Regions from separate parts of the Homo sapiens genome. Here region 2 is linked to region 1. The links are chromatin contacts, found by Hi-C in ENCODE. All regions are on one chromosome and are shown on one strand. Each heading gives the region's core, a stretch centred on a gene start or an enhancer-like site at or near the end of the contact. The rest is flanking DNA. Distances are from core to core; before and after follow the strand shown.

Region 1 (4,835 bases), core at 1,868-4,367:
GTTCCTATCTAGGTCTCTCTAGCACCTGGCCCAGAGCTGGCCTCAGACATGTTGATTGTGCCAGACAAAATCTACATGCCCTTAGAGCAGGAATCCGTGCAGCTGTGCAATCTGTCACTTCTCCTGTCCTCCATATGCTTCCAGCAAGAAGAAAATGCAGCGTGGCCATTGACCCCTGAGCACCCCCCTCACCACCAAGGTAGGAAGTGGGTGACAAGCACACGAAGTGTGGAGGAGGGGACAGAATGGGGTCTGGAGTCCCAGAGCTCCACATTCTCAGTCCTGGCTGTAACTGTGGACATGGCTTTTCCCCTCTCTGAGCCTCAGTTTTCTTATCTGTAGAATGGGTGCAATCCTTGTAATACCCCTTCTGTTGATATGCAGGATGGAAGAAGCCTGGGTATAGAACTAGGCACAGGAGAGGTACTCAGAAAATGGCAACTGTTTCTATTATGTGGAAGGGGCCACTGAAGCCCTCTCCCCTCACCCAATCTTTCAAGCCCAGTTTGACTCCTCATGACCAAGGGTGAGATAGTAAGTGTAGTGGTTAAGGGCATGAGGCCTAGGCCTGACTGCCTGGGATCGTATCCTGCCTCTACAACCTGATAGCTGTGTGATCCTGGACAAGTGACTTAACCTCTCTGGGCCTTTTTTTCTCCATTTATGAAATAAGTGTAACAAGAGCCCCCAGCTCCTGGAATTGCTGTGATGATCACCTAAGTTCACAAAGGTAAAGGGCCAGGATCCTGCCAGGTGCATGATGAGGGCTATAGGAGCATATGTTGCTCTTCAGGAATCAAGGGGGAGGAGGGACCTGGTGGTTCCTGCACAATTTACAAGGGACTCAGGGACAGGGATGGGAAGGAGGAGCTGGAGAAGAATCCTGCCATGAATCAGCAGGGAATTTCATAAAGCAAAGGCCACTGTATCGGGGATGACCTTCACACAGGGCCCATGTGCCCCCCAGGGAAGGGCTGCCCCACCCCCATCCTTCCCGGAGCCCAGCACAGCGATTGGGCATCTTCATAAGGCAGAAGCTCCATCCTTCTGGCTGCTCTATCTGGAACCTTGGAGCCATCCTTGGCTTTTATTTTTAGATTTTATTTTAAGTTCCGGGGTACATATGCAGGCCTTGCATGTTTGTCACACAGGTAAACGTGTGCCATCGTGGTTTGCTGTACCTATCAACCCATCACCTAGGTATTAAGCCCGACAAGCATTTGCTATTTTTCCTGGTGCTCTTCCTCCCCTAACCCCCCTGACAGGTCCCAGTGTGTGTTGTTCCCCTCCCTGTGTCCATGTGTTCTCATCGTTCAGCTCCCACTTATAAGTGAGAACATTCGGTGTTTGGTTTTCTGTTCCTGTGTTAACAGAAACCCAAACATCCTTGGCGTCTTGATTTCTATTGATCACATCTAGGCCAGCAGCATGCCCCATCTGCTCCACCTTAGAACAGATCTGGAATCCAAGATCTGTCCTCCCTGCCTCTTCACCTCCACAGCCACCCCTTGGGCCCATTCGCCATTCTCTTCTGCTTGAACCACTGCAGTCACCCTGACTGTCCCCTTCATCCTGGCTCCTGACAGCCCATCCTCTACCCGGCCAGAGGGATTCTTTCAGAAAGAAGTCAGACTGTGCCCTCTTCTGTTCAGAACACTCCATGGCTCCCACCTACCCCAGAGGAAAGCTAAGTCCTTCGTTCGACATGCAGGCTTCCATGGGCTCTGCCCTTCACCTCTCTGAGCTCACATCCTCCCATGCTGCCCCTCACTCATTCTGCTGCAGCCACACGGGCCTCTTCTCTGCCATCCTCGCTCATGCCAGGCACGGTCCATCCTCAGGGCTTTGCACTTGCTGTTTACTCTACCAGGAATGCCCTTCCTCTGGAAATCCCCATTGCCCTATCCCTCATCTCTTTGAGGCTGTACTCAAATATTTGCTCAGTGAGACCTTTCCTGCCCTGCACCCCCACCCTCTACTTAGATTTGTTCCTCTCTGATGCTCCCCTCCTCCTTCCCCAGCTTACTTTTCACCTTAGCACTCACTGCCATCAGAAACATGATCTATTTAATTTACCTATGAAGTCTGATGCCCCCTTCCTCCCCCACTCCATAATGCCAGCTCTACGCTGGCGGGGACATGTGTGTTCTGTTCACTGTTGCATCCTAATACATTCAGGTGATGGACGATATGAGTCAAGTGTGTTATCTTGGACACTGATGGAGGCAAGATTGTCGGGGTGAGGGTGGAAGCAGGAGACCAGGAAGGAGGCTCCTGCAGGGGCCAGGTGAGAGAGGTGGGATTGGGCCAGGGCAGGGAGGGGTGGCTGTGTCTGGATGGAGCAGCAAGTGGTGTGAGGGGTGAGGGAAAGAGAGGAGTTGAGGATGACACCCTGGTATCTGGCCTGAGCATCTGGAAGGATGGGGGTGCCCTGGATGGAGATGAGCTGTGGTGGGAGAGCAGGTTTCAATCCTGGCCAAGTTCCATGGGAGCTGCCTCCTGAGGCCTGCTAAGGCCAGATGCTGTTCCAGGGACTCCAGAACAGCAGCGTGTCACACAGTCTGCCTTCTCGTCACTCTTGTCTCATGGATTGGCATGGCAGCACTGCTGCTTACTGGGAAACATTGAGCCAGTGGCACCACTCCCCGAGCCTCAGTTTCCCCATCTGGATGACAGTCCCTCCCTCCCAAGGCCCGTGTGCAGCTCCATGAGCTCATGCCTCTGACATGCCTGGCATCCAGTGGGTGCTCCAGCAGAGCTCGTTCCTTCCCTGTCCAGCCCCTATGCTGGCTGTCCCCCAGGAGACTGTGCTGGAAGCATTATTTTCAAGCCTGGCTCTGGCGGGCTGGGCCATGGCTCTGAAGGCTGCGGGGAGACCACAGTGCTATAGCAGCATCCCAGCTTTCTTGATGCCAGGAGACCGTGGCTCAGGGGAGGCTGCCCTGTGTCCATGCACTGCCTGGTAACCCTTTATGCGAAATTATGTCATGTCACCCCATGCTGTTTATAAACAGCTCTGACGTTTCCCAAGCAGGGCCATGGGGGAGGGGCCTGCACCTAGTCCTCCCACCCCCCACCCCCCGATGCCAGGACCTGCTGGTGACCCCTCCCGTTAGCCCACATCACACAGAGTAAAGTGGGTGGACTGGCCTCCAGCCAGCGCTGGCCTGGTTGTTTCAACACCTCCAAGCATCTCGCAGCTGACCAGCCCTGGGGTATTTTTAAACCCTGGCCTCGGCCAACCTTTTTGTCACATTCAGGTCGGGGCTTGAGTTTAGTGCATGCCCCTATTCAGGTAGCTGGGCGGGGGTTGGGATTCACTGGACAACAAACATTTAATCCAGTTCCAGAACCTGGGGACCTACTATGTGCCAGGAGTGGGGACCCCAGGGGGACTCCCTCACAAAGCCTGTCCCCAAGGTGCTCACTGTCTGGCAGGGACACTGTGACAGGTCCACACTGCGACAAGTGCTAAGATGCAGGCCAAGATGGCAGTGGCAACTCAAATATCCACAGGCCCAGTGGGTTACACTAACAAATGAAGTGGGCCTGGTGTGAGACTTCGGGGAGGGGTGGGGCCTGAGGAAACTGGCGAGCCCACGCGCAGTCTGAAGGGGCTGGCTGCGCGCCCCTCAGCTCCAGCCACTGTTGTCATGAGGGATTTGGGTCCAGAGCTTCTGATTTTCCAGGAGAAGGTACAAATCTAGGTTTATGTGAGATTTCATGAAAAACAACAACAACAGCAAAAAAACCTTGACTTTTAAATGTTGGCAATAAATTTTGTAAAAATGTCGAAAACATTCTGAGAGCCAAATGACACCCGCTTGTGGGTTGGACTCAGCCCACGAAGTCAAGCTGAGGCAAACAGTTTGTGCTCTCTGATGCAAACAGGTGCACTATAAAATAGCCAACAAATGCGGGCTGAACACCTACCCTGAGCTCCTTCTACTGTTCCAGGCCCCAGGAAACAGCCAGGAACAAGGTGGAAACATGCCTGCCCTCATGTCTCTTTCAACCAGTGGGATTGCTGGCACCAGCTCCTACTGGCTCAGGAATTCTGCAGGCTAGTTTTCACACACAGCTGTCACTAAGAATTAAATTGCACGAACTTCCAGTTAAATAAGTTAAAACAAAAACAAAGGTAACAACTGCTCACAGATCACCACTTTCTCACCATTTCACTGTTCTCTGTGTTCTTGAAGTGATTGATGTCTGTTGTGTCACATTATATCATATACCATATCCCATGGTGGAAATAGTATATAACATGGTCTTCCCAATGCCATGCTCAGTAAGTCACACTGGTAGCTCCAAATGGATCATGGTGGGAGTATTAACACCACACAAATGAATACGTGTAAAAATCAGGGCTCCCCCTTGTTGAGAAGGCGTCATTAAACATTTAGCAGTAAACCAGATTTTTTTTTTTTTGTGATGAAATCTCACTCTTGTCACCCAGGCTGGACTGCAATGGTGCCATCTCGGCTCACTGCAACCTTCGCCTCCGGGTTCAAGTGATTCTCCTGCCTTAGCCTCCTGAGTAGCTGGGATTAGAGGCACACGCCACAATGCCTGGCTAATTTTTTGTATTTTTAGTAGAGACAGGTTTCACCATGTTCGCCAGGCTGGTCTAGAACTCTTGACCTCAGGTGATCCACCTGCCTTGGCCTCCCAAAGTGCTGGGATTACAGGTGTGAGCCACTGCACCTCACCCCCAGATTTTTAGAATACTGATATATATGGCACTTTGGGAGGCCGAGGCAGGCGGATTGACTGAGGTCAGGAGTTCGAGACCAGCCTGGCCAACATGCTGAAACCCCGTCTCTACTAAAAAT
Region 2 (5,150 bases), core at 2,318-4,817, 60 kb after region 1:
TTTTTGTTCAAATAAATAAACATATGTTATATAGTGTGTATTATACTTTCTCATGATTTCTTCACTATACTGTATGACTCCACTCATACAAGGTACTTAAAGTAGTTAAGTTTACAGAGACACAAAGTAGAAGAGTTATTCCTGGGGCTACAGGAAGGTAGGTGAGGTGTTTAACGGGTACAGAGTTTCAGTTTTGCAAGATGAAAAACACTCCCTATAAATATGGAGGATGCTCGTAAAACTGTGTGACTCTGCTTAATTCCTTTGACCTGCACACTTAAAGACTGTTAAAATGAAAAAAAAAATTGTTGGCCGGGCGCAGTGGCTCAAGCCTGTAATCCCAGTACTTTGGGAGGTGGAGGTGGGCAGATCACCTGAGGTCAGGAGTTCAAGAACAGCCTGGCCAACATGGTGAAGCCCCATCTCTACTAAAAGTACAAAAAATAGCAAGGTGTGGTGGTGCATACCTCTAATCCCAGCTACTCAAGAGGCTGAGGCAAGAGAATTGCTTGAACCCAGGAGGTGGAGGTTGAAGTGAACCAAGATTGCACCACTGCACTCTAGCCTGAGCAACAGAGCGAGACTCCATCTCGGAAAAAAAAAAAGAACAGACTATATCTATCTGCAACAGCATGAATGCATATCACAAATATAATGTTCCATAAAAGTAAGTAAATGTAAAAGTGTACATACTATATAATTTGATTTATACAAAATCCAATAAGCAGACAAAACTGAGCTCCTGGCTTTCAGTAACACTGGAGTAGCTTGTTGAATTAACACAGATTATAATGATGAAACTTGAATAGTATATTATATATTGTTATAGAAACACATCTATATAATACAAATATGACCTACGTGTGAGTAAGAACTGAATGAGGATTTCAGCTGTGCCCACTATAGGGGAGATAGGTGTTGACGTTTGAATCTAGCCCAATTAACACCATTTGTAAACAATAACACTGCTTTTCAAAGGTACACAACATAATCGAGAGTCTCTATAATGATTCTTTACAGTTTTAGTACACAACATTAAAATTCATGAGACGTGTGAAGAAACACGAAAATGAGATCCATACACAATTTAAAAAGCAGGCAGTAGAAGTGATCCTAAGATATTTAAGATGTTGTAATTCAGGATGTTTAAAGGCAGCCATTATAAATCTGTTCATGGGGGTAAAGGAAAATATTCTAATCATGAATGAAGAGCTGTGGAACCTCAGCAAAGACATGGAAATTACGAAACAATAGGAAGATAAGGAAATTTAAAAAATACTTTTGAGCTTATTCAAAGATTAGAAACAGAACACAGAGCAATAGAAATTGTCCATTCTGAATAAAAGAGTGAAAAATCTTAAAGAAAATGAAGAGTCTTAGAGACCTGTGGAGTGATTGAGTCCAAGTTGAAGAGGGGACAGGAAAATTAAATGAGGTACAAAGTAAATCACCAACTAATAGCTGAAAACTTCCAAAATTTGTCAAAACCCCCCAATTTTTATACCCAACATGTCAACACACCCCTCCAAAAAATACAAATAAATCCATACCAAGGCCATATTGTGATTTAGAAGACTAGCAGGGCAGAGCTTTCTATTGACTTGCTGTGATTTCTAATTTTAACTACTTAGAAGAATGAAAAATAGGTTCTCCTTAGAGTTTTTTTTTTTTTTTTCTTGGAGAAAGTCTGACTTAGGCACAGATGACTGACAGTTATTAAAGGCCAATGACTTTCCAGCCTTCTCTTAAATTTCCAGTGTCTTACGTTGGAAATTATTTAAATTCGTTTCTTCCAAATCCTGCAGTAATACTGATGCTCCAGAAAGATGTCCCACGGAGATTCTGCTCTTGTGCGTCCCTCCTGCACGGAGCTGAGGCTGTGCCTCCTCTAGTTTCATTAGCGTGTAGTCGTGGGGTACTTCGAGTTAATCTGGAAAACTAAATGTTAAAATGGATTCAGGCCGGGCACAGTGGCTCACGCCTGCAATCCCAGCACTTTGAGAGGCTGAGACGGGCGGATCACTTGAGATCAGGAGTTCGAGACCAGACTGGCCAACATGGCGAAACCCCATCTGTACTAAAAATACAAAAATTAGCCCGGCAAGGTGGCGGGTGTCTGTAATTTCAACTACTGGGGAGGCTGGGGCAGAACAATTGCTTGAACCCAGGAGGCGGAGGTTTCAGTGAGCCCAGATCGAGTCAGTCACTGCACTCCAGCCTGGGCTACAGAGTGAGACTCCGTGTCAAAAAAAGAAAAAAGAAAAATGGATTCAAAGAATTATCACTGTTAAGTTCCACCAGCAAATTATTAAACGTGGTTCCAAAGGGATATTTAAAAAGGGAAATTAAGTGTTTCCATGAAGGTCCTATTCACAGCAGAAACGCAGACACTGTTCATGACCTCACCACACAAACTTCCCTTATGTGTTGGGAGGGACCAAGGGGCTCTCTGGCCCTGCACCTGCGTTAATTACGGCCGGGAGGTCCACACTAGGACCCCAAGGTCTGGGAACCAGCCTGGATCGGGGGCAGAGAAGCGGTGGATGTGGCTCCCAAAGTGTCTTAGGGGCTCCCTTCCCTGTGGCTGTTTCCTGACTGGATGCAGCAGGGTCAGGCCTTTCGCTGTGACGTTTTCAACTCTTTGTCAGAGTGGCAGGAGCGTCCCTGTGAGAGGCCTGACCCAGGTGTGGGTCATGCAGCCAGCCCGGGGTCCAAGGGGCACTCCTGGGATGAACAGGAGGATTTGCGACAGCCTAGAGGATAGAGGAAATGGTGGCTTTGAAAAGGCAAGTGCTAGGTTATCAGGGAACGCATATATCCATTTCTGGCAGCGAACGGACGGTTTCAGACACTCACGAGGGAGCTTCCCGCGTAGGATGCCAAGAAGTCGGAGAACAGTCAGACACCTGGCGATTAGCCCGTCCTACGCAGGGACTACACTGCGCATGTTCAAAGGGGGCGTGTCAGGGGTGGGGCGAGACGGAGGGGCGGTGCCGAGGGGAGAGGCAGCGCAGAGGGAAGGAGCGGGGCGAGGAGAAGGGGCGGGGCGAGTACTGCTCCAAGATATGGCAACCGTGACAGCTTTGCGAGTAGCTCCAGGTCCCCTGCTGCTCCGTGAGAAATCAAACTTCTGGCAATGACGAAGCATGAAGCCAGCATCTCAGGGAGAGGTAGTGACATAATTACACGATAAGACAAGCCGCCTGGTCTCGCTGTCACTTGGCAGGCAAGAGAGGTTCGGGAACAACCAGGCTCCCCTTTGGCATGGCAGAACTGCTCTGGACTCGGGAAGGTGTGGATTGGAGGGCGGGAGCTACGCCTGGCATACTGGGACTTGTCATCTTTGATTAGCTTCCAGTTTTTTAATTGCAGGGCGACCGGATTACAATCCCAGCCAGCATGAACATGGGGCGGCGCGCAGTCCTGAAGGGGGAAGCCGGGCTGTGCCGGCCTGGCTCTGCCGGCCTGGCTCTGCATGCTGGGAGCTGTAGTCTCTTCACCGCTCCCGCCCGTTGTTTCAAGCGCTTCGGGACTGCAATCCCAGCATGCCCCGGTCTCAGGGGCGGGGCGCAGTTCTTGCGGGAGGAGCGGGGCGGTGCGCTCCTGGCCACGCAGGCTGGAAACTGTAGCTCTTAACGGTTCCCCGCCCGTTGGTGGCAAGGCGGCTGGACTAGAATCCTAGCAGGCGATATGCGAGAAGGCGGGCAGCCCAAGAGGGTTGGGCAGGGCAGTGTGGATCTCGCCGCTTCCACAGCGATGCTGGCTACTGATTTCGGACACCTCCTTGCCATGGGATGTGAGTCCGGAGAGGGACAGGAGGGGCAGGTCCGGGTTGGGCAGTGAGGAGGGTGTGACGCCGCGAAGTGCACCTCGCCCTTGTCCAACTCGGACGGGTGTGGTCCTCACCTCACTTCCCGCTGCTAGGCTGGGTTCCCTCTCCCACCTGCACCCGGGGTCTTTCCTGGACATCACGCCTCCTCCAGCCCAGGGAGCCACCTGCTTTCCTAAGCTGCTGTGGGAACTGGCCTGCGGTCCAGGCACTGTCCACTGTGCCGCTGCCCTCTTTTCTCTCCAGCCAGAGCGCAGTGCAGCCGCTATGGGGAGAAATCCGCCGCCCGGCCCGCCAGTGCACAAGTTCAGAGCTTTGCGTGGGGCAACATGCTCTGTGGCTTCATGAAAATGTCACCCTCACCAGCGCCTTTTTCGCGGATGTGGATGTTGAGGTGGCAGAGAGGGTCATTATTGGTTTACCCAGGAGATGCTAACAGCAGAAGAGAAAATCTCACATCCCAGGCGTGTGTCTCTGGTGCGCCATTTTCCCCCAACCCATTTGGTGGAAAGTTCCCCAAATAGCTACCTAAAGATGAAGATAGTTTAGGCATTTTACACGTGACATCATTGGCCTCATCTCAACCGAGGCCTGACTGGGCAGTGTCTCAAAGACACAATGGCAACCTGATTCTCAGGAACAGGTGGTGCTCCAGCTTTGTGTGAGCGACTTTCAAGGTATAGAGCACTTGGGGAGTCTTTGAAACTCCTCAGGCTTCACAACTTTGCTTTGAATGGAATGTTCATCACCCCCGGCACTCACGGAGGTACCTTTACTCTCTCGGGCTGATCTGTTTAATTTTTCTGTCCAGACAATGGAAACTTCTGGGAGCACTTCTGGTTTCGTGTAGCTTCCTAATAATTGATGTCCCTTAATTCCAGGTGTCCTCAGGGAAAGTTCCTTTGATTCTGGAATGGCTCCAGCTTTTATGCTTTTGTGTTTAATCCGTAAAAACCAAGGTGTTAATCTACATAAAAATAAGACCTTGTTCATATCACACATTCCAACAGGCTTCATTTCTGATTCCTGAATGCGGATTACTATTTTAAAAAAGCCTAAAAACTCTGGTCATGGATATTAGACACTGTTATTGTACTTTGTGAAGAATTTACTCCTTCAGGATCAATTACACACGGGCTCATCAGCACCTTTGTCAATAAAGGAACAAGAACCATGTGGCATCTATGGATGTGGTGAGGTGAAGTATAGGGAGACCACAGCATAACAGCTCTTCCCTTGTTTTCAGTAGAGTTTGTGGGGTCAAGTACCTGCATTCTTCCCCCATCCCTCAATATTCTCATTCTACTCTTGACTGTTCCCT

Evidence for each region. A loop is a pair of places that touch in the nucleus more often than their neighbours do. Pooled maps may share reads with other maps.
Region 2: a map of heart left ventricle shows a loop between it and region 1 (22-fold over the local background). The contact joins the promoter of MIR3147HG here to the enhancer-like site in region 1. A Hi-C loop is called at or near these places in 4 of 168 maps with a recorded cell type or tissue (heart left ventricle, kidney and left cardiac atrium) and 7 of 50 pooled maps.

The regions. Positions count from the first base shown.
Region 1 is chr7:57,341,259-57,346,093 of GRCh38, forward strand. No RefSeq gene overlaps it. Among named protein-coding and RNA genes, the nearest start is that of MIR3147HG, 61 kb to the right of the region's middle. Within about 2 kb of position 3,118, at least 5 of the 41 ENCODE cell types and tissues checked have a DNase peak (open chromatin) inside an H3K27ac peak, as active enhancers do; they include heart left ventricle, where a contact is called at or near this core.
Region 2 is chr7:57,401,200-57,406,349 of GRCh38, forward strand. It overlaps MIR3147HG (MIR3147 host gene), which reads left to right and starts at 3,568. Exons shown (of 3, transcript NR_120505.1): 1 at 3,568-3,796. It overlaps MIR3147 (microRNA 3147), which reads left to right and starts at 3,826; the gene lies at 3,826-3,891. It overlaps LOC105375299 (a long non-coding RNA gene), which reads right to left and starts at 2,920. Exons shown (of 2, transcript XR_927305.3): 1 at 2,857-2,920; 2 at 798-1,938.